2 separate regions of the Mus musculus genome follow, and region 1 is linked to region 2. Evidence: chromatin loops called from intact Hi-C (ENCODE). Cell type or tissue: left cerebral cortex. All regions are shown on one strand. Links, peaks and the distances in the headings refer to the core of each region. The heading gives the core; the rest is flanking DNA. Region 1 has its middle 80 kb from the start of Gc. Region 2 overlaps Slc4a4 (solute carrier family 4 (anion exchanger), member 4).

The links. Peaks named below come from ENCODE experiments on the same cell type or tissue, not always from the same donor. Only the 100,000 strongest peaks of a DNase experiment are listed, where the experiment ranks them.
Region 1: a loop joins it to region 2, with 5 times the contacts of the local background. A loop is called at or near these places in 17 of 42 quality-filtered maps.

What each region holds. Positions count from the first base shown.
Region 1 is chr5:89,369,549-89,385,723 of GRCm38, forward strand. No RefSeq gene overlaps it. Among named protein-coding and RNA genes, the nearest start is that of Gc, 80 kb to the right of the region's middle. In left cerebral cortex, for the core only: no CTCF peak of the experiment used is centred there; no DNase peak of the experiment used is centred there.
Region 2 is chr5:88,923,760-88,931,759 of GRCm38, forward strand. The region is part of intron 1 of Slc4a4 (solute carrier family 4 (anion exchanger), member 4); the gene reads left to right. Among named protein-coding and RNA genes, the nearest start is that of Slc4a4, 40 kb to the left of the region's middle. In left cerebral cortex, for the core only: CTCF peaks have their summits at 4,951 (motif pointing right) and 5,686; DNase peaks (open chromatin) are centred at 4,977, 5,388, 5,985, 6,945 and 1 more place; H3K4me3 peaks cover 392 bases; H3K27ac peaks cover 2,339 bases.

The DNA.
Region 1 (16,175 bases), core at 3,337-11,336, 450 kb after region 2:
AGATGTTTGTTTAGCTATCCATACACGCTGGACCCAAGATGGCATATGATGTAAATATTCTAATTCTGTATCTCACAATTTTTATTTAAATAAACATCTCCACTCCTTTATTGAAAAAAGGGAAAACTGGGTTGGCCATACTGGATAAGGTGAGGCATAAGTATGAGATTTTGTGTTAAGTATGGAAATTGTAAGAATAATATTTTACTTTTGCATATCATTAAACACAGCTCCTCTTAGGAAGATTTATGTTGTCTGTGTCCTATTCTTAGAGTACTGTGGTTCTATGGGAGTCCTGGACAAAGTGTAAAAAAATCTTTCTACTTCAAGGCTTTGGGCTGTCTGGAACTGTGTCACATGACAAGACTAGTATTCACTCCTCTCTTGATTAAGTCAGGGCAAGATTGCTTCATTTTCAGGATATCGGTGTGTTAGCTCTAAAGAACACATCTCCCTTAGCTACATGGGAACCACTGCAGTTTCTGCTGCTCTGTTTTCCAAAAGGCTGCTAATTAAACATGAAGTCTTTGCCTCTCCTTCCAGAAAATATGTGTCCAGACAGCACTCATTGTATTTAAGCACAGGAAAGGCAGTCTTTTTTATTCTTGTAGTTTCTTAAATGTATTTTTTGACTCTCATGATGTGTAAGACTAACACACAGACGTTCTCTGGGTTAACAAAGGTTCCATTTATAATCTTTTGACTTCACTGTGGTATGCAAGAGATTTTTCTCTCACTTGTGCTCTGTCCCCTGGCTAGGACACATGATTGGTGGGTGCTCTCTTGTGACATTGCTGCAGCTCTGGCCAGCACCAATTATGAAGATAAACAACCAATGCTGCAGTGGACTGTTGCTAAGTCATGGTGATTCATAGCTCAGCTGTATTATAATAAGAATGATAGTTGACTTCCAGTGGTGTCCTTAGGAAGTAACTCCACTGTACATCAAGGAACATCTGTACAGTGGGGGAGTGAGGGTATGTACACTCAAAATAATGCTCACCCTCAAATTCTAGTATTGGATACCTTACAATTGTTTGCTTATTTGTTTTGTGTTTTGTTTTTAAGACAAAGTTTCTCTGTGCAGTCCTGGCTTTCCCTGGAACTTGCTCTATAGACCAGGCTGGCCTCAAACTCAGAGATCTAACTCTCTGCCCCCCAAGTGCTGGGATTAAGGTGTGCACCACCAAGCACAGGACCAGGGCTTAGATGCCGAATCTTTATCTTGGGGATCTATGCAGATGAGAAGTCAGGAGGGCTGTAGGAGCCAGAGGTGTTGACAACTCCAAAGAAACAGCATTTTTCAGACACAAGGGAACTAATGATCATACGGACTGGTGGAGACTATGACAGTGTCACAGGACCTGCATAGTCCAAACCAGACAAAACCCAAGCAATGAAAGAGAAATGGACACAGAGTCTCATCCCTAACCAAGAAGATACCTGCGTTTGGTAGCTGCTGGGAGAGGAAAAATCAGGTTTCTTCACTTTAGTGACACGAGATAGCCTAACCACACCCAGGGCTGGGCACATGCTTGGGAATCATTAGACACCACAAAGTACACCCCGTGGTTCTTTTCATTCCCCAGAGAAATGTGTGCTGTTCTTCTTCAGTTACTTGACCTGCATTTGAGACTGCTACTCTCTCCACTCTCCCATCTGTACCCTCCTATTTACCAACTACGATAGTCAGACGTAGACACACCACACAGCTTTGTTTCTGTTTTGCCAGGAATCAAATCAAACCCAGGGAATGTATCAGGAGGCCAGGAACTATGCTACTGCTTTCCAGAACTGGGACCTAAATTCTGCACCTGTGTTCAGCCACGGGAACTTCAGATCAGTAGCACGCCCTGCTTACTTGCATAATACACATTATGTATTTATTCCTTATATCGCAGCCTTGTATCGCAAGTGTATAAATTGCACTTTTGGAAAACACTTCCCTCCTAGCATGTATGAGTTTGGAAACAGTACTACAAATGTTCAGACTTCTGGGTATAAACCATACTTTGTGCTCTCAGTTGAATTTTAATTGACAAACGAGTACAAGGAAGGGCCAGTGGTGAAATGTTACTAATAATCGTTGCCACAGGGTATTTTGTCTAGGACATTTAACAAAGTAATAGCAATTTGAGGCGATCTAAAGTCACCTATGCAAAGGTTCAGAGAAGAGGGTGTGATGCCTGTGAATCTATAAGGACGTATGCTTTCTCATGCTGTATTTTTATGTTATTGGGGAGCTGTGATCTCACCCGTGATTGGGATGCTGTTTATCATAGCAGCAGAAACCTAAGACACCCTGACCCAAAGCAACCTTGGGAAAAAAGGGTTCATTTCAGCTTACAACTTCTCCATCACTGAGGGAAGTCAGGAACTCAAGACAGAAGCCTGGATGCAGAAACCGAATCAGAGGCTATGAAAGGGTGCTGCCTACTGGCTTGCTCCCCATGGCTTGCTCAGCCTGCTTTTTTTTTTTTTTTCCATTTTTTATTAGGTATTTAGCTCATCTACATTTCCAATGCTATACCAAAAGTCCCCCATACCCACCCACCCCCACTCCTCTACCCACCCACTCCCCCTTTTTGGCCCTGGCGTTCCCCTGTACTGGGGCATATAAAGTTTGCAAGTCCAATGGGCCTCTCTTTGCAGTGATAGCCGACTAGGCCATCTTTTGATACATATGCAGCTAGAGACAAGAGCTCCAGGGTACTGCTTAGTTCATGTTGTTGTTCCACCTATAGGGTTGCAATTCCCTTTAGTTCCTTGGGTGCTTTCTCTAGTTCCTCCATTGGGGGCCCTGTGATCCATTCAATAGCTGACTGTGAGCATCCACTTCTGTGTTTGCTAGGCCCTGGCATAGTCTCACAAGAGACAGCTATATCTGGGTCCTTTCAGCAAAATCTTGCTAGTGTATGCAATGGTGTCAGCATTTGGAAGCTGATCATGGGATGGATCTCTGGATATGGCAATCACTAGATGGTCCATCCTTTCGTCACACTTCCAAATTTTGTCTCTGTAACTCCTTCCATGGGTGTTTTGTTTCCGATTCTAAGAAGGGGCAAAGTGTCCACACTTTGGTCTTCGTTCTCTTGAGTTTAATGTTTTTAGCAAATTATATCTTATATCTTGGGTATCCTAAGTTTCTGGGCTAATATCCACTTATCAGTGAGTAACAGTGAGTAACAGGAACAGCTTCAGTTTGCCTGCTTTGAAATGTTTAAGAAAAAAAAAAAACACTGAAACCTCAACCTTTCCCTTGGAACTTTGTGATGCTAAAAATGGATTTTTCCCTATCACTTTGTTGTTAGGGCTTTGGGGTTTGGGAGTAAGCACTTGTCTTGCCCAAACGTGAAATAAAATCTCTTGCTGGAGCCCTCAATTTGGAATAAAGAAGGGCAAGGGTCGTGCAAAGCGATGTAAAAAAGCTCTGTTTTCTGTGGTCCCAGCAGCATTTTTGAAAGGTCATGATGGGATAACTGGCTTGTTTTCTCACAGACAGAATAAAGTGAAACTGAGGATTCTCAGAGGGATGGATGAAGAGGTCCTACGAACTCAGTGAGGGGCTCAAGAATGGCTGGTGGTTTGGGGAGCAGGGATTTCTACTTCTCTGCATGGCAATCACTATATGCCCCATAAGCCTCCTTATCTGACAGGTTCTTAGTGAGCATAACTTCGCGCCAGGCAGTGACAAGAATAAAAATCATGTCTGACTAGGGTAGCTTGTACTCTAGTGAAACTGGTCTTTTGAAGAATAAAGTCTTGTGTCAGCTATGATTTGGTGAGAGGAGGAGGTGCCTACTTTCAGACTGAGGGAGAGCTGGGGCAATTATACATGAAGAGATTCTATATGTGACCGAGATGAGAAGACTTGGTAAGGGGATTGGCAAAGCTATGACAAGAAGAAGGTGAGTCTCATCTGTAGGTGCACGGCAGAAATCTGGACTTTGTGACCTCACACCTAATCAGACACAGATGGTGATAAATTATGCATTAAAATACAGAAAAACTCAGGAAGCTTGAGGGTTCCATGGCATGGCTGAAATAAATACATTAGATTATCACACTACTGTCTATTTTTTCATGAGTGGAAAAGAAAATGATGACATTACAATGCTACACAGAAGGTTGGGTTTAAATCACAAATGTTCTGGATATATGAATTTTATTATCTCTCCCAAACACTAATGAGAGAGAGAGGATGAGAAGGTTGGTGTGTCTTACCCTGAGTATCTGGAACACAGGCATTGAGAAAGTCCATTAGAAAGCATTACAGTTTGGTTGTCATTCTTCTTGAGTTTCATGTGTTTAGCAAATTGTATCTTATATCTTGGGTATCCTAAGTTTCTGGGTTAATATCCACTTATCAGTGAGTACATATTGTGAGATTTCCTTTGTGATTGGGTTACCTTACTCAGGATATACCCTCCAGGTCCATCCATTTGCCTAGGAATTTCATAAATTCATTCTTTTTAATAGCTGAGTAGTACTCCATTGTGTAAATGTACCATATTTTCTGTATCCATTCCTCTGTTGGGGGACATCTGGGTTCTTTCCAGCTTCTGGCTATTATAAATAAGGCTGCTATGAACATAGTGGAGCATGTGTCCTTCTTATCGGTTGGAACATCTTCTGGATATATGCCCAGGAGAGGTATTGCAGTATTCTCCTGTAGTACTATGTCCAATTTTCTGAGGAACTGCCAGACTGATTTCCAGAGTGGTTGTACAAGCTTGCAATCCCACCAACAATGGAGGAGTGTTCTTCTTTCTCCACATCCTCGCCAGCATCTGCTGTCACCTGAATTTTTTATCTTAGCCATTCTGACTGGTGTGAGGTGGAATCTCCAGGATCCATCCCATAATCAGCTTCCAAATGCTGACACCATTGCATACACTAGCAAGATTTTGCTGAAAGGACCCAGATATAGCTGTCTCTTGTGAGACTATGCCGGGGCCTAGCAAACACAGAAGTGGATGCTCACAGTCAGCTATTGGATGGATCACAGGGCCCCCAATTATAGCATCAGTGACACACAACAGATCAGCAGTATTGGATAGTCAGTGCTTTAAATCACTTCAAAGTCCTTAGGCACTTTGACCTCTTGTTTTGTTTTCTAGTCTCTCCACTTTCCACAATAGGAGGTTTTTTAAGTCTGAATAGCCTAAGGTTGGAGTCATGGTGCCACGGTACTAATGTTATATCCCTGTGACCTGGATGCCCTTGAGATCTCAGCCTGCTGAATACGCGTGAGGACCCATCCTCAGCGTCAGCTTTTTTCTACCCATACTCTTGGGTTCATAATGGACACCCTTAGCAGGTCCACTTAATCTGTAAACATAATGAGTTCTAGGATCTTACTGAGGGCAATATCCAACAAGTGTTATAGGGAAAATTGGCATTTTGTCCTTGAGAGAAAATTTTAGGAGCCAAAGGTTTAAATGTAGTTAAATTTTTACTAACTCACTGAAATCCTTTAAAAAAAATCTTTGATTTTTTGTTTTCTAATCTTTGTTATCTAATCATTACTAGTAAGAATCAAAGGATAACTTCTTTTAAATTTAATCTTTGAGATTTACCTACAGTATAATAGTTTAGTGTGCAAGTCTATGATTTTAGCTTACACACATATGTGCGCTTCTGAAAGCTTGCGATGATGATGCACCATCACTTTTGAGCTAATCAATGTATTAAGTATATAATTTAGGGAAAGGTAATTTTGCCCAGAAGATAGAGTTGTTTCTGTACCAGTTGATTTATGACTGTCTTTTCCCTACTGGCTCGTATTTAAACTTTTACCGAAAAGTAATTGATCGCCTTTGTGTGGGTTTATTGTTGTGTACATTGATTTTAGATTTTTGCCAACACCACAATGTCTTGCTGATGGTTGCTTTATAAGAAGCCTTTAAAACACTGTGTGTGTGTGTGTGTGTGTGTGTGTGTGTGTGTGTGTGTGTGCGCGTGTGTTTAATTTGATTGCTCCTTCAAGATGAACAAAGATGTTTTGGTGCCTTTCCACGTAAACAATACAGTCAGCCAAGTGAGCAAAAACCAGTGAGTAGTGATTCTAATTGCAGCTGGCTCATATCAGTAGATCTCCATGGGGCAATTCACACCTTCTCTCCCCTTGAGTTTTCCCACCAGTGAACCTGATCTGTCTCTAGATTAAAATGTTTTCTGCTATCTTTCATCAGCATTTGTTATAATCAATTTCCAGGACCTTATATACAATATTAATTTCTTAGTTACTATAAATGATACTGCCTAAGAAATATGCTTTTTCTTTTTTTCTTTCTTTTTTATTAGATATTTTCTTTATTTACATTTCAAATGCTATCCTGAAAGTTCCCTGTACCCCACCCCACCACTGCCCTGCTGCCCTACCCACCCCCTCCCACTTCTTGGCCCTGGCGTTCCCCTGTACTGGTGCATATAAAGTTTGCAAGACCTAGGGGCCTCTCTTCCCAATGATGGCCGACTAAGCCATCTTCTACTACATATGCAGCTAGAGACACGAGCTCTGGGGGTACTGGTTAGTTCATATTGTTGTTCCACCTATTGGGTTGCAGACCCCATCAGCTCCTTGGGTACTTTCTCTAGTTCCTCCATTGGGAGCCCTGTGTTCCATCCAATAGATGACTGTGAGCATCCACTTCTGTATTGGCCAGGCCCTGGCATAGCCTCATACGAGACAGCTATATCAGGGTCCTTTCAGCGAAATCTTGCTGGCATATGAAATAGTGTCTGGTTTGGTGGCTGATTATGGGATGGATCCCTGAGTGGGGTAGTCTCTGGATAGTCCATCCTTTTGTCTTAGCTCCAAACTTTGTCTCTGTAACTCCTTCCATAGGTATTTTGTTCCCTATTCTAAGGAAGAATGAAGTATCCACACATTGGTCTTCCTTCTTATTGATTTTCTTATGTTTTGCAAATTGTATCTTGGGTATTCTAAGTTTCTGGGCTAATATCCACTTATCAGTGAGTGCATATCAAGTGACTTCTTTTCTGATTGGGTTACCTCACTCAGGATGATATCCTCCAGATACATCCATTTGCCCAAGAATTTCATAAATTCATTGTTTTTAATAGCTGAGTAGTACTCTATTGTGTAAATGTACCACATTTTCTATATCCATTCCTCTGTTAAGGGTTCTTTCCAGCTTCTGGCTATTATAAATAAGGCTGCTATGAACATAGTGGAGCATGTGTCCTCATAAAATCACAAAGCTTCTGTAAGGCAAAAGACACCGTCAATAAGACAAAGAGGCCACCAACAGATTGGGAAAGGATTTTTACTAATCCTAAATCTGATAGGGGACTAATATCCAATATATACAAAGAGCTCAAGAAGCTGGACTCCAGAAATTCAAATAACCCCATTTAAAAAAAATGGGGCACAGAGCTAAACAAAGAATTCTCAGCTGAGAAATACCGAAGGGCTGAGAAGCACCTGCAAAAATGTTCAGCATCCTTAATCATCAGGGAAATGCAAATCAAAACAACCCTGAGATTCCACCTCACACAGTCAGAATGACTAAGATCAAAAATTCAGGTGACAGCAGATGCTGGCGAGGATGTGGAGAAAGAGGAACACTCCTCCATTGCTGGTGGGATTGCAACCTTGTACAACCACTCTGGAAGTCAGCCTGGCAGTTCCTCAGAATGGACATAGTACTACTGGAAGATCCAGCAATACCTCTCCTGGGCATATACTCAGAAGATGCTCTAATTGGTAAAAAGAAATATGCTTTTTCAGTTGGTCACTGCTGTACATAGAAGTAGGACAAACATTTATGTGTTGTCCAGGTGTACTAAAACTATTGTTAAGTCACTTAGTAGTTACCAGAAAATTCTCATGTTTTAACAGATTGTTTGAAGCTTTCTATACAGACAGTCATGTTCCCTGCCAAGAGGGAAAGCTTCACCTTTTCCAGTCTACACATTTAGTCATTTTGTAAGTTCTTGCACTCTCGAGGATTTCCTTTATGGTGTTGCAGAAGGGTGGTGAGAACCCTGTGTTTGCTTTACTCCTAATACTAGGGAAGAAAGCACTCAGTCTGACAGCTAACTAGGCTATTATCAGGATCATGTTGAGAAAGGGTTTTTTTTTTCTATTCATAATTTCCTGTAAGTTTTATTATGAAATGATAATTTGATTGACTATTTTTAGAACTTGGATTGACATTATTTTGTGCTTCTTTATGGACAGTCAAAATGGATAAATATAATGACTCAGTTTTGAAGATGGAGCCAGCCATGCATGTTTAGGATAAACATCATTTAGTCATGGTGAATTTGAGAGAAGGAGAGAGGGTAGAGAGAGAAGGTGTGTGTGCTGCTGCATTTAATTTGTTAATATTTTACTGAGGATTTTTACATCTAATTTTCTGAGGGAGATTGGTTTATATTTTTGGTTTTTTTTAAATGTTATCCTTTTCCCTCCTGGTGAACCAGTGAGTTTATTGGGGTTATTTAAGTTACAGGGATATGGGGTTACTTACGGAAGCAAGTGTGACTCAAAATCAGAATCACTGAAAAGTCTCTTGACAGCGTGAGTGATGGCAGTGCCCCAAGGACCATGACTATAGTCCCTCCGCTGTGGTCCTTACTTGATTTTGATACTAGGGTAAAGCTAGCCTCACAAATTAAGCTGGAAAGTCATCCTCCTAGCTTCTGGCTTTTCAAGACATTTCATAGAATCTCTGTAACTCTTTCTTTTGATATTTTGCAGAACTTACCAATGAACTCAACTGGGACTAGGACTTTATTTTTATTAATATGTTTATCATTAAAAATGTAATTATCTTAATACCAAGACCCATAGGTTTTTGTTTTGTTTTGTTTCTGTTTGTTTGTTTTTGCTTCATGTTAGGTTATTTTGGACCTGTGGTTCTCAACCTTCCTAACCTAATACAGTTCTTCATGTTGTGGTGACCTCCAGCCATAAAATTATTTTCATGACCACTTCTTAACTGTAATTTTGAGAGTTATGAGTTGTAATGTAAACATCTATGTATTCCAGAGTTGTAAGGTAACCCCTGTGAAAGGGTCATTCAACTCCCAAGAGGTCGTGATCCACAGATTGAGAGCCTTTGGGTTAGACAGTTTATAGATTTAAAGTAATTGGCCCACATATTACATTTGTGTTATTAACTTTGTATGATGTAGACTTCCTAGTGGTACTCACTCGTTTCTGTTCCAATAGCTTCATGAGCTGTTAAAATAATCTCTTCTTTATGTCTATTTTCAGAATCTTTGCCATACATTTACACCTAACACCTTACGTGTGCCCTTCGGTGGTCAGTCTAAAAGTCTGGGAAACTCTCTGATGTTTAGTTTTCAGAGTCTCTGGCATGCATAAGTCCAGACCCATGCAAGTACAGTGGGGGATGACCCCAGGAAGCAAGGCCCCATGCTCCTGCTTCTGAATGATCTCACTATTTCCCAGTTTCCTAAAATTCTCCTTTTCCATTTCTTCTTCCTCAGACAGCTAGTATCTCTCTTATTTTACCTGAAACTTTTATGTCCCCAGATAAGCAGTAGAGGGATTGTGAAGTTCACCCCATCCTCTCATGTCTTAGGATCAGATCTCTTCCCATGGAAGTAAGTTTCTTCTTCCTCAGAATTGGGAATTCTGGCAAGTACTTCCTTCCTCATACCTGGAGCCCAATAATGATGCTTGTCTTGAAGTTCCCGATTACCCATTCTTCTGTTGCTATGATAAACTACTCTGACAAAAGAAACAGAGGAAGAAGGGATTTGGGTTCACAATTCAGAGTACAGGCCAATCATGACGGGGAAGACAAGGCAGGGAGGAGACTGAAGCAGGTGGAGCCATGGCTTATGCTTAAGTCAGTTTCTCTGTTTTATACAGTCTAGGATGCTGGTCCAGGGAATGGTGCCATCCAGAATCTTCAAACCTCCACTAATCAAGACCATCCTCAGCAGGCTATTCCCAGAGGTCCAGCTAGGGGTTGTTTCTAGATCTTATCAAGTTGAAAACTGAGATGGACTGATCAAAACCTGTTTGTATTCTTGCTGATCCTGTTTGGAGATTTAGGATGGTTTGGGTTTAGGATAGGACATCAATGTGGAAATGTGGACCACTGCAAACCAGCGCCATTTTGAAGCCCCCTTCCCTCTATTCTACCTGCAGCTGTGTGCTTTTCAGTCTTCAAACATTTACTTGTGGGTTGCAGGTCTTACGTTACACTCAGTGGGAGACAAAGGGTAGAGCATGGTTAGTCCATCTGACTGAAACTAGGTAGAACTTTTATTAGACTGGAGGGTGGTGTGATTTGAACTGAATAGCCTTTGCAATTTTAAATGTGGCGAGAACACGGAATACCCCAGGGGAATGACGATGCTGATGGGATTTTTTAGGGATCAGGGATTATTTAGCTTCACTCAGGGCCACCCCAACCCCCACACTCATCATCTCCTGTCACTACCAGGCTGTCCTGAAAGTTGCACATTGATGAATTTGTGGTTCTTTTCAACTTAGAAAAATCACTTGCTATAAACCTTCGTATCACAGAATGGCATGATATATATCACGGAATTCTACTTTAATGAACCTCTACTCACTAGCTATTGTCTATTGATGGTTTGTTTGGTCAGCATTTGCCACTGGCACCATTATGTAAGACCTGAAAGTAAGCCAAAAGACTGTTTCATGTAAGATTCTTGGGTGAGGCAGAACACTCTGTAAGTTTTGTGTCTTGACTCTAAGTTGCTTAATTTTTTTTTTCTTTTTCTTTTTAGGCTGTTAGTTAACGAGTTCAGGAGGGTGTTGAATTGGTGAGTCTACATTGCTCTGACAAAAGATGATGACATGTTAATTTTCTGGAATCCTTCTTTTGCATTTATGTTACCAGCAAATCTCCTGTAAGCAGTTTAGTTGTTCACACACTGAAAAGTATGTGGATTAGGGTGGGAAAAACTCTGTGTGGGAATTGATGAAGATCAAGGACGCTGGCTGACCCCGTTGAATCTGATTTTCTCCTCCCGAAGATCAGCTTAGAGTAAGAAACTTACTCTGAAATAGACTTTAGAGACAATAACCTAGCATATGAGTAAGAAAAATAAACAGTAAGTGAGTTGTTTCAGGTTTCATGGATAGTAGATACCAACTTTAGGCCTATATGTCTCCTATCACCCTCCCTCTTGTGTCATGGGTACTCAGCAATTCTGTAGCAATTACTACAGTTGGTGTGGTGTTTAGGATATTCCAGGCTACCAACCGGTAGGATAGATACACAGCAATCTTGTAATCTTTTGACTTACTTTTTATTTTAGGCTGTTGAATTCTTTCATATACTTATCCACAACTTCAACTTGAAGGTCAGGAGGGACACAAGGCAGAGGGTTCGTCACCTAGCACTTTGGTCATATAGCAGTCCATCTTGAGCTTTCTCGAGGCTGTATACTCATTTGTGTGGTCCACAACAATAACAAAGACAAATACTCCCACATCATGTATGAGGCCAGCTCTGGGCTGATCACTGAAGCTGGTTGGGTCTCTGTCCCTGATGATTTTCTGAAAGGAGAAACTGGTTATCTGATCTGTATTGTAGAATTTCTCCAAGCTAAAGAGTATATAACCAGCGCTCTTCTTGTTCTTTCGTTTTCTTCTAGTTTGTATTTCTGACACTTTCTACAGATAGTGTAAACATAAAAATCCCAGTTATTAAAAGTCTTACTTGTATATTTGAAGTGTATTTTGGCAAATAGAGCCAACAGTATAAGAGCCAGACACTTACTAGTGCCTCATTAGACAGTCTGGTACATTCTTTGCCTGGTTTCCATCCCTCCAGCCAGCCTCAGATCTTAGAGGACTGCTAAGCCTCCAGGTTCTTGTCTTCATCTCTGTTGACTTGTAAGGTTAAGAGATGTGAGACATTTCTAGACTCTGCTCTTGCCAGTTTTTGCTTTCCCATGACCCGAGCAGTCTGGAGTGTCCAGGTGGTGTCCTCACCTCATTTGCCCTGGGCTTGGCCAAGTTCTCTGGTCACCACCACTCCCTCTGAGCACTGATATCTTGATGTGGGCTCACCCTGTTACACAGAACACGATATCTCTGTGCACCTGTGTCACTGCTGAATAAGTTGTATGCTTAGCACTGAATCACAACAGAAAACGAGAATGGGACGATTTGTTCTAATATAGATTTTTTAAAAAGGGGTTGGTGGAGAGAGTAAGGGAACGGTCAGGGTAGCTGTGATAGCCAGCGTTTGCTCAGTTCTTCTCTTTAATCCTGCTGGGTTATCATATCAAGTACCTTAAAAGGCGGTGGCAGCGTTCAAGAACAAAGTATCAGGGCGGACCCTAGGAATCGTATTTACTTCCAAGTCCTGGTTCCTCTGAGGTCCTCTGTATTTTATATCTTGTCTAAAGCAGTACACGAAACGCTGGAGAAGAGTACAGTGCTTAGGAGTGTTTGCTACTCTCTCAGAGGGCCCAAGTTCATTTCCCAGCACCCACCTTGAAGCCTGTAATTCCTGTGCTAGCACCAGACTCCTTTTTCTTGCCTGTATGGGCACCATGTAGCAGGCACACACACAATATTTAAATAAAAATAAACCACCACCATAAGAGGACATGGGGACACTCTTCAAGCTATATAATGATATTTTTTTCTTATAACTAATCAGTGTATTAACAGGGCCAATTAAAGGACCAGCCACGTGCACACATGTAATCTAGATGAGGTATCATTTGCTTACTTGTATTTGTAGATTATTATTATTAATTTTTTTTTTGCCATGAGTGGAAGCTCACTTTAAGTCTTTAAGAGACTGTAGTCTTCCTTAGTGGCAATCTACAGGCTGAGGATGGTAATCTACAGGCTGAGGATGGTAATCTACAGGCTGAGGATGGTAATCATCTACAGGCTGAGGATGGTAATCTACAGGCTGAGGATGGTAATCTACAGGCTGAGGATGGTAATCTACAGGCTGAGGATGGTAATCATCTACAGGCTGAGGATGGTAATCTACAGGCTGAGGATGGTAATCATCTACAGGCTGAGGATGGTAATCTACAGGCTGAGGATGGTAATCTACAGGCTGAGGATGGTAATCTACAGGCTGAGGATGGTAATCTACAGGCTGAGGATGGTAATCATCTACAGGCTGAGGATGGTAATCTACAGGCTGAGGATGGTAATCATCTACAGGCTGAGGATGGTAATCTACAGGCTGAGGATGGTAATCATCTACAGGCTGAGGATGGTAATCTACAGGCTGAGGATGGTAATCTACAGGCTGAGGATGGTAATCTACAGGCTGAGGATGGTAATCTACAGGCTGAGGATGGTAATCTACAGGCTGAGGATGGTAATCATCTACAGGCTGAGGATGGTAATCTACAGGCTGAGGATGGTAATCTACAGGCTGAGGATGGTAATCATCTACAGGCTGAGGATGGTAATCTACAGGCTGAGGATGGTAATCATCTACAGGCTGAGGATGGTAATCTACAGGCTGAGGATGGTAATCTACAGGCTGAGGATGGTAATCTACAGGCTGAGGATGGTAATCTACAGGCTGAGGATGGTAATCATCTACAGGCTGAGGATGGTAATCTACAGGCTGAGGATGGTAATCATCTACAGGCTGAGGATGGTAATCTACAGGCTGAGGATGGTAATCATCTACAGGCTGAGGATGGGTATCATCTACAGGCTGAGGATGGTAATCATCTACAGGCTGAGGATGGTAATCATCTACAGGCTGAGGATGGTAATCTACAGGCTGAGGATGGTAATCATCTACAGGCTGAGGATGGTAATCATCTACAGGCTGAGGATGGTAATCATCTACAGGCTGAGGATGGTAATCTACAGGCTGAGGATGGTAATCATCTACAGGCTGAGGATGGTAATCATCTACAGGCTGAGGATGGTAATCTACAGGCTGAGGATGGTAATCTACAGGCTGAGGATGGTAATCTACAGGCTGAGGATGGTAATCTAGAGGCTGAGGATGGTAATCTAGAGGCTGAGGATGGTAATCTACAGGCTGAGGAGTGTAGCAAGCAGCCCAGAGAAGGCCCTGTTAAGGGATTTCAGTGAGGATTTTGGCTAAAGTCAAGACCTAGATCTAGGCTCTCAGACTTACAAGTCTGATACTTGAACTTTTTGTAGCAGTCTATATTAGAAAGGATTCCATGACATATTTCTGGGTTCATGGCTTTGCTGTGTGTTCTTTGAACATTAAAAAAAAAAAAATCAGTCAGTAGCCACTGGTTTCTGACCATAAATATCAAAACAAAGGCCAATGCCATGCGAAAGTTAGAATGAGGCTAATAACAAGAAAGGGCCGAGATGCTATGAAGGAAAATCATAGCACACACACACACTCACGCACATATACTCACACACTTACACACACACACATGCACACACACAAACACACACACATACAGACACACATACAGAATAAACCACCAATAACAAAAGTAATGGATATTTATAGCAGCTTTCCTTGTGGTATCTTATTTAAATAGATACTTTATACTTTAAGAAATAGACACTGTTACTTTCCCATTTTATACCTGAGGAAACTAGAAGAATCTTAACAGCCATTCAGTGGTGGAGATAACAAATTAAATTTTTCTTTGTGTCAATTTCAGATTGTTTGAAAGGCTCAGGGAGGCAGAAAGGACAGTACTATTTAAATGAGCCTTGTTCTTGTTATGGTAGCAATACTTAACACTCTTCAAAGACACTCAATTTTATGTGGGGGTAATTAGAAATGTTGGCAGGTTTACTTGCCAACGATCACGTAAGTGATTGATGGCAGAGCCATGAGCATGACTCAAGCGTGGTGAAGTCCCTCTGTTCACCTTCTGAGAGCAGGTTTCAGGAATCCCTGCAAGATGTTGACCAGCGGAATCATTCCATTATCAAGAATTTGCTTCCATCTAGTGGATCAACTGAGTAATTTACATTTTCTAGCCAGCTGTCTTCAGACCACATTTGTCTCTGTCTCTTTTCTCTGTGTCCCTTTCCCATATGGTTTAGTGTTATCAGTGAATGTGGTTATCATTGACGATAAATTCTCCTGGAATCTCTGTAGTTGTTTCCCAACACTTTACAAATAAGGACATGTGAGACTGGTTGACATCTTCCATCTCACACAGCACACAAACAAACAAACAAACAAAAAATCCACCTACAGTCTCTACTGTGATTCAGAGTTCTTTCCCCAATAGTCCACAAATAGGAAATAAGAGGCCCTTTCCACTCACGGATCCAAAGCGCAAAGTCTCTCCCGAAGTATTGTATGTCCACTAACATAGACACTATTATGCATATTTTTGTTCGGCTGCTGGCTCTCAGACTAGTAGAAAGAAGAAGGCTTGTGTGTAATATGAACATATGTGTATGCCAATATCTGGATATATTTACACTTGGATCTGCTTATATATTCGTATATGTGATCTTCTACAGTAATCTAGATTAAGTTTCTATTTCTTGAGCACCTAAAAATAGGCTTGATGGTGGTAGACTTCTGGTCTACCAGAATTTTAAAAATACACAAAGAAAGAGAAGAATGTTAGCGGAATATAGTGGAACCTAATACATAGAGTGTACAAACACATGTAGTACATGTGCATAATACATACAGCATATAAATATACACAGTGCATACACATAATATATAAAGTATACAAGTACACATAGTGTTGTTGTAGTCAGAGTACAAGATGAATTTTGTGGCCAGATTCAAAGAAGCATGTTTGAAAATCAGATTTTTTTTATTCCTACATTTGCAAATTTATATTAATTGCATACCCAATTAAAATTATAATACTCTAAAGAGTAATATTATAAATATAGACATGTGGGGATAATAGTAGATCTTTCTTTTAGTCACATTTAATACCTTTATTTATTTATTTATTTATTTATTTATTTTACATCCCAAACGTTGCCCCCTCCAATCCCTCCTTCCCAGTGTTCTTCACCCCATCCCCCTACCCTTCACCTTTGAGAAGGTGCTCGCTACCCCAGGTATCCCCCTTCCCTGGGGCATCAAGTTTCTACAGGATGAGTATCATGTGCATCTTCTTCCTCTGAGGCCAGACAAGGCAGTCTTCAGTTACATATGTGTATTGGTTGTTAGTTAACCCACCCTGTGCTCCTGACAGATCACATGCATGTACCCACT
Region 2 (8,000 bases), core at 1-8,000:
TGAAGCGGGATATCACTAAGTAGCTTCAAATTCAAGATCTTGTTCCTTTAGCCTCACTAATGGGTGCTGGGTTTGCAGGCGTGTACCACTACATGAGGTGTAGAGACTTTTAATTTGATACAATCTCATTTGCCAATTTTTGTTATTATTTCCCGAGCCAATCACTATAAAATTGATGGGGAGATTTCTTAAAAAAAATAGAACTATTACCTGCTACAGTTCTATCCCTTCTGGGCATACAGCCCTAAGCATCAAAGCCAGTTTACTACTGGATACCCGTGTGCCCATATTTACAGCAGAAGCGTTCAAAATGATGAACAGCCTCAGCGTAGCTGCCCATCAACAGATGAATGGATAAAGAAAATTCGGCATATAGACACAATGGAGTTATATTCAGCTATAACAAGAACAAAATCACATTAATTATGGGAATATGGGTGGAGCTGGAGATCTTATCAAGTGAAATCTGCCAGATTCACAAGGGTGAGAATCTCACACCTGTATGCATATGTAGAACTGGGCGTGGGGAATGAACAAGAAAGCAGAGGAGGGACAAGTAGTGATGTGGAGGGGAAAGGCAAGGTGAGAAGGGGATGAAGAAAAGTCCTAAGAAGGAGTGGATACACTCAAAGGATATTACATGCTGTATAGACATGGTACAATGACGCTTCGTGTAAATATACACTGAAGAGTGCAGAAAATAATACAGGTGTATAAAAATTGGATTTCTATAAAGATTGAATTCGATAGTAATGTTGCACTTTGTACAGTGTTTGTCACAGACCTTGGTAAGTGGTAAGTACTTGCAAAATGATGCGAACCAGTAGATGAGAAGAGCTCAGGTGAGGACACATCTCCGTTACTCTGCCAAGTAGATGTATTATTAAAGAAACTCCTAATGACTTATGGTTAGACCTAGAAATGACTGAATCTCTCATCTCTCATCAGAGACGCTTCTATTTACAGTAGATGGTAAATAACAGAGACATAGAACTGGCCAAGTTGCGGAGAGCAAGAGACTGAAGGATGTTCATATATATACTGCACCACCCCTCCAGAGGCTCAGAGGTTGTTATGGAAGAGGGTGGGATGGACACTGTCTTCTGTAGACAGTAGGCCAGCTGCACACATGAACTCACAGTGGGTGTGACGGCATGCACAGACCCTCGGAAGCCAAAGTCAGACCGCACGCCAGCACAGAGAGGGGTGGGCATGAAGTTTTACCCCTGGCCGAGGAGCTATTATTGGCAATTAGATGCTGAGACGGGGAGGGACAGCTTCTTTTCCTAAGAGTCAAGCACACTCCAGTAGAAGGCCACACATCCAAGACTATTTGGGCAGCCCATACTGACCTTGATGGAAAGAGGAGAAAGACCAACTGCTGAGTGGTAGGAAAGGGGTGGATTTGGGAAGGGTTGGGGGAGGTGGGATTGAGTGTTATCAACACACGTAGGAAGTTGTCAAGGAACTAACTGAAAATAAGGTATAGAGGAGAGGTAAGCCTTTCAGAAGTGATTGAATAATATAGCATGCCACGTACGTAAATTGTAGAGACCCTCTGAGAGCCGAGAGGCACCCTTACTTGGTCTTCACTTCTACCCCTGCTGTCTCTATTTTATGGGGAAATCTCGTCTTGGGGGAGGGAATCAGAGCAAAGGATGGACATCTATGTGTATGACGATGCCATAGTAGAACCCGTTATTTCATATGCTAACCACATTTAATACTCAACTGGTTAAAGGAACGAACAGCTCGGATGTTCTTAATATCTGCTCCATCAGCACTATACAAGTCAGTCAGACAAACTGCAAGTGTCCAGATTGAAATAATGCATGGATAATTCTTAACATGTTGCCTGGAACGTATTAAGAGCTTCACTGAATGCCGGCAGCCATGCTATTGCCAGTCTGTCGGTTGTTCGGGATGGAAGATGTGAACTGTAGAGCTGCAATAGTGGTGAGAGTGGGGGAGGGGAAGCACTTCTGCTGATGTCAGTTCTGTGTGTCAGAGGTGACCAGGGCAGAGGCTATACCGGATCAGGTGCCATGTGGCTGACTCCCAACCTGGTGTCCTGAAAAAAAAAATCCCTGCTTTTGAGTCCCTACCCATCTGCCATCTTGAATCTAACCTGAGGTTAATATCCATGAATCTAAAGTAAATGTTGATAGAATCATAGACTGACATGAATGTCAATGTGATATGGCATTTACTTATTGGTGCAGCCAGTGGCCTATCTACTACAAATAACTAATCACGGACTGAGCTGAAATGTCTAGAGCTTAAGGTTTACTTTGGCATGTCAACTCTTTGTCCTACTTGCAAAGTAGCTGCCATGTAGCTTCTTGGTAGGTGTATTTGTACACATTGTGGGATTTTAACTCGTCCAGTTGCAGGTCTGAGGAGCAGGGCTGAGCCTCGCGCTGACTTCTTATGTGGCTTCTGGGTATCTGATGTGCTAATTAGAGAAGTACATCCCATGCAAGCTAGGGAAGGCAGTAGCTAAGGTGTGTGTGTGTGTGTGTGTGTGTGTGTGTGTGTGTGTGTGTATGTGTGTGTGTGTGTATGTCTGCTGAGCCTCTTCTTCTGGGTTGAGTAGCTTATAGTCAACAGGAAGGTCCTTATAAAGAAGAACCAATGAATGATACTCAAAAGGAGGTAGATGCTAAATTGTTTTATGAATGAGTGGGTTGGGAAGGAAAGCTTCGGATGCCAGTGGCACAAACTGGAACGTACTGGTGTGGGGAGATAGGAAGCTCACCATCCACTCTTGCTTTAAGACTAGCATTGTAGAGAGCTCCCTTGACTGGAAGGTGCCTTCTTCACATGATGGGCTTGCAGCTATGCCTATCTGTTTCCCCATCATTATACGTGGTAGCTTCCTTTCTCTCTTTTCTTTCCTTGGCTACTGGCTGTGGAGAATGGCCACTGAAGAGGAGGAAGGGACAGTAGAGGGACATGTCCACTGCTGTGCTTGGCCCTAACTTCTCTCGTGGAGCAGTACTACCTGTGTCATCTTGCCTGACTCCTATCTTAGGACCTTTCTATTCCCACCCCAAACTCCTCGAAGAGAGACAGTTCAGAGTTAAGGGTTTAGAGAGAAGCCTCTGTCTTCTGCCTGGCAGGAAAAATCTTAAGAAGACATTGAAAGAGCAGGTGCTTCAGGCAACATGAGACCCAGGAAGCCCATTAAACATTAAACGTGAGTGTAGACTGAGTCCGGGGAATGTCCTCAGCACCAGGCTGTCATTCTCTGGTTAGCATGGGTGTCCTTCCCAGCAGTCTCACCGATAGCATGCTATGTCCTTGCAGAGGACTCTCCCTTTGGATCCCAGTGGCTTTCTTATCCCTAGAGCCCATATGGACCTCTTGCCATTTCAGGCCTTGGCTTTTGTTAAATAGTCTGGTCCAGACTGTCAGAGCTCAGGTGGCAACCTGGGCACAGAGCTTGGGAGGCCCTGCCCCAACTTGGAGAAGATTCAAGGGGAGAGTTCAAAGGCACACATGCGAACCAACTCTCGTTGGGACGGATTTCTAGCCCTTGGTTTATGGATTATTCAGATCTTAGTATCTTATCTGGTTCCTACAAATTTCGTGTAGGAACATTACGATGAATTGGACTTGGTTATTTCAGGGACTTATTTAACCAGCATGAACTGCTGTAGGCTTCTTGGAAAGAGATGCTGAATGGGGTTTGTTCACTGTCCAAAGACACAGTTACTAAAGAGGTTACGCTCAGTGTCGCTCAATTCCATCTGCACCTAACCACCAAGCAAAATAATATGTCCAGGATGATAAGTGAATACATCTTAGTTGGAATTTTGACTCAGTTGTAGATTGGAAGGCATAGCTGAGGAGAAATAGAGAAATTACTTTTGGAGGACAAACCCTACACTTGGCCAGTTTTGCTCCATGTTGATTAGCGCTTTAGAAAACTATAGCATAACTTGTATTTCCACTTCTGGAGTTCAAGGAACTCTTCAGATCTACCCAGTTTTATTCGTCTTCTCCTCTCTCTGTCTGCAGTCTGTATGTTTTTATTATCTGTGTAGATCCATGTTCCTGTCACCATGGAGGATAAGATGCAGAGTTAAGCTGGGACCACATCCATTGCTGTACCACTCATTCATAGCCACCAACACTCCCGTCTCTAATCCCAAGAAACTTCAGGTCGGGTCCTTTATATGGAAAAGCTGTCATTCCAGAAGTGTTATGTAAATGAATTGTACAACATCTGAGTCTTTGTCTTAGCATAAGCCCCTATAGATACATTGTTTTAGTGTGTGAATCAGTGGCTTCTCCTTGCTTACCACTAAGCCATAGTCCATGATATGGATGAACTATAGCTTTTAAACCATAACCATTTGCCTATAGAAAGGTACTTGGGCCAGGTCTAGTTCTTAGCTATTAGGAATAAAGCTACCATGAACACTCACAGACAGGTTTCTGTATGAATGTAAGCTTTCATTTCTCCGGGACAAGTGTCCAAGAGTACAAAGGAACTTGTAAGGCAGTTTGTAAGTCTAGAATTATGTGCAGCATGCTCCTGCTCTGGGTTGCAGTTTTACTTTTACTTTAGCCTAAAATCTGATTTCATGTGGGGCCACGTTTCCCTGGCCCTCGGCCTGTGTCAATGACCAGGCTGATTAGGGAGCTCCTGAGTTGGGAGGGCGGCTTACTCTACATGTGACCTGTTGGTCTGTGGGAGACAAAGCTGTGATCAACCACGTTTGTCAGCTTTGCTGTGCCGATCTCTCTCTTCCTTTTCTTAATATATCTCTCCAGAGCTTCAGCACTGTGCATGGTTAAGCCAGTGACCACCGTTGTTCTTCCTCACTTCCTGTGGGGACACAAGGCCCCCCAGGGACCTCTGTGAACTTGGGAAGGGAATGGTTACAAACTTTCCTTCCTTCTCCTCTTGCCATCCATCGGCTGTAGTGAACACATGTTGCCAAAAGATGGCAGTGCACTTTACAGAGCTGAGATGGCTCTGTCACCCAGGACTCTGACAGCTGTATGTTGCTCTTTATATACACCTCGCAAATACGGACAGCACATTTTACAAAGTAACAAAAGCACCGATAAAAATGCTGTTGGTTAAAAAAAAAACAAAAAAACAAAAAACAAAAGAAAACATCGTGTTTGCAGCGAGCTTATAATAAAGAATGATTCTCTACCTCTTAGAAGTGAGGAGGACAGGGGAACATTGTTTAGGCATTTTTGTGCTGTTCTGGAGTAGAAATCTGTGGTGTGCTATGTTCTATCTTTTATCTGACTTAAGGTCAGCCAAAGAGCCGGGAGAGCCTAGTTTTGAGGTTTGAGCTTTGTGATACCTTTAGACTGTAAGCAAAATTCCCCAGCAACACTGTTCATAATTACCACAACAGCAATGGCTGATATAAAAGTCTTCACTCTCGGTATTTTTCCACGTTTTATACATATCTGTGCCTCAGGGCATGTGAGTGCAGAATTGTTTAGCATATGCTGGGTACAGAAAAGCTTCTATAAATGGAGAGGTGATGGGTTCATTGGATGTCATCAACAAACCAAATGGCGAGGATAGAATATAATGTTTAAATACAAGGTTAACTAATAAAATTGAAGCTGCGTGCACTGATTGAACCAGTGATGTCAAACTCTAGTTTGGACATGCTGACAGCCGGAGTCATTCTGCTCCCTGGTGCCACCTCTGGAAGCAGGCAGAAGTCCCTGACAACAGAGACTGTGGGGGAGATAGGCTGGCTCTGGATACCGCTGGCTGCCAGCTCTAGCACAGCCCCTCTATACTGTGGAGAGCATGCTGAGGTTAAAGTGTTCGTTCCACAAAATAGATGCCACAATCCGAGGACACGCAGCATAACTGTCATTCCCGGGGTGACAGGGAAACAGGTGGCTCCAACTCAGGCAGCAGCCTTTTTGCTAGTGCACCTCTTGGCAAAAGCCCCAGGCTAAGAGAGAACTGTGCTGCATGAAGTTCTAACTCTGAAACCAGATGCTGTTACCATAGAGACGAGTGAACTGCTACCGTGGGAGGCGCGATAGGGAAGCATGGGAGAGGGAGACAGGAGGGCAAGTGAGGCGAATCTAAAGGCTAGCATACCCGTAGACCTTCAACCTTTAACAGCCCTGGGACTAGCAGGCTGGTGCTCTTGAAGCTTGTGCGCTGGCGGCCTGCCACTTGCTGACTGGCTGAGTGGCAGCTGCTTGCGCTGTGAGTACTAGTCTGCGAGCACGTTGGCAGTTGGCAAGGGCTCAGGGGGGGTGGGATCTCAGAGGGCTGGAATGTGGATGGGTGCTCTGGGCCTAGTGGCTGACAGTTTTGCACAAATGTTTCTCGTGCCGGACTTAAGTCACCCTCACAGGCCTGCTCCGTGATTAGGACCGGCTGGTGAGAACCTGCCCATTTGGCAGATGATTTGACATGGGTTCCAGTTAAAGCATTTTGCTATCCCAGAAAAATGGAGATTTAGAACCCCCTCCCCCCACCTTTTCCCCTCACCATGGGTCTGGACTTGTATAGAAGGGGTTTAACTTCTCCAATCAGAGGCCATGTGATATGAAGCTTGCCCTCCCTCACCCCTGAGGCTGGTAAGGAGCTTCCAGAGCCACTCTGCATTTTGCCTCACGCTGGCTATGTGAGCAACAGTATGCTTCCTTCTCTGATTTCAGCAAATGCAGGGCACGTGCGAAGGACATTTTAAAGGACAGATTTGGGGGCCTGATTACGGACTGGATGAGTTAATTTCTTCCTAGTGATTTATAGAGGGAGGGGGGAACTGGTTAGGTCAGCCACTTTACATGGTATCTCTCTCTGTCTTACTAATAATAGCCAGCAACTGCTAAGAAATGTAAGGCTGAATAACTGATATTTGTCATGTAAAGAGGAGGGACTGCCTCTGCCCCGTGCAGAAGGCCAAAGGCATCAGGATGACTTTGCTCTTGAGGAAGAGGAACGCCGCCAGGCTGTGTGCTTTTGCCCTGTTTCACTCGCTCCTTTTTGGCAGAGAAGAGGCCTATTTGTGGGCATTCTGTATGAGCCGTCAGAGAAAACGAGGCTCTGATGACTTGCTATGTATAGTCTTGACGGGAATGTGAAATATGCACCAAAGAGCCAAGGAATGCACCCAGCGTGACCCCCACTCCGTGCTCAGACGGTGGGGTTGGGTTGTTTTCTCAACTTGGCCGGAGGGCTTGGGTGCTGACCTTTTTACCTTCCCTTCCAATCTCTTGGGTTTCTTGCTTCCCTTTTGCTTTACATGTGGCATATAATTTTTGGAACAAGCTTCGATATCTAGGTTTAGAAAATATATCAAGAGACAACAGGATGCTTTAAGATCCTGCCTGATGGATAAGAGGGTCCAAAATGGCGTCTACAGTCGGTTGTGTTGGACTCAGCATGCTGACTGACCTGGGGTTAGTTCTATTTTCCGGAGGGAGGATAAAAAAAAAAGTTAGGGTACATGCAGTGCTCTGGGATTCTGTCGTGCTTCTGAGGAGTTTAGGAAAATGTTCTCATTGCGACGTCCTCCTTATCTGTGTGCACAAATGCTGGGTAGCCGGTGGCTCCTTGCACTTTGGACTGTTCCCTGAGCACCAGAAGATGTCTTCGAGAAGGTAGACGTGGTTTGTGTGTCCCTGGTGTCTGGAAGTATGCAGGGTGCACAGTAGATACTCAGTTAATATTTACTCTCCTCCTCACTGGAGGAAGGTAAAAAACAGAAGAAGGAACAGACGAGCACCCTCTCTGTTCCTCTCTCCCCCAGCACCGAGAGTGGCCTGTTTCAAGGGGGTCTGTAATAGGCACCTGCATCCTCCCTATTGGCCAAATCCAACTTTGGCTTTCCCATCTCCGTCCTTCTCAGTTTTCCGGTGGGCTTGTCTGCTCTCTCTGACTTCCATGTCACCCGTGTCCAGCTTACACTGGTCTCACTGCCTGACTTGGGGATGTTGGTGTGTCTTAGCAGGTAGTCGCAGGTCCGCACCCTGATCCTACTTCTCTTTTC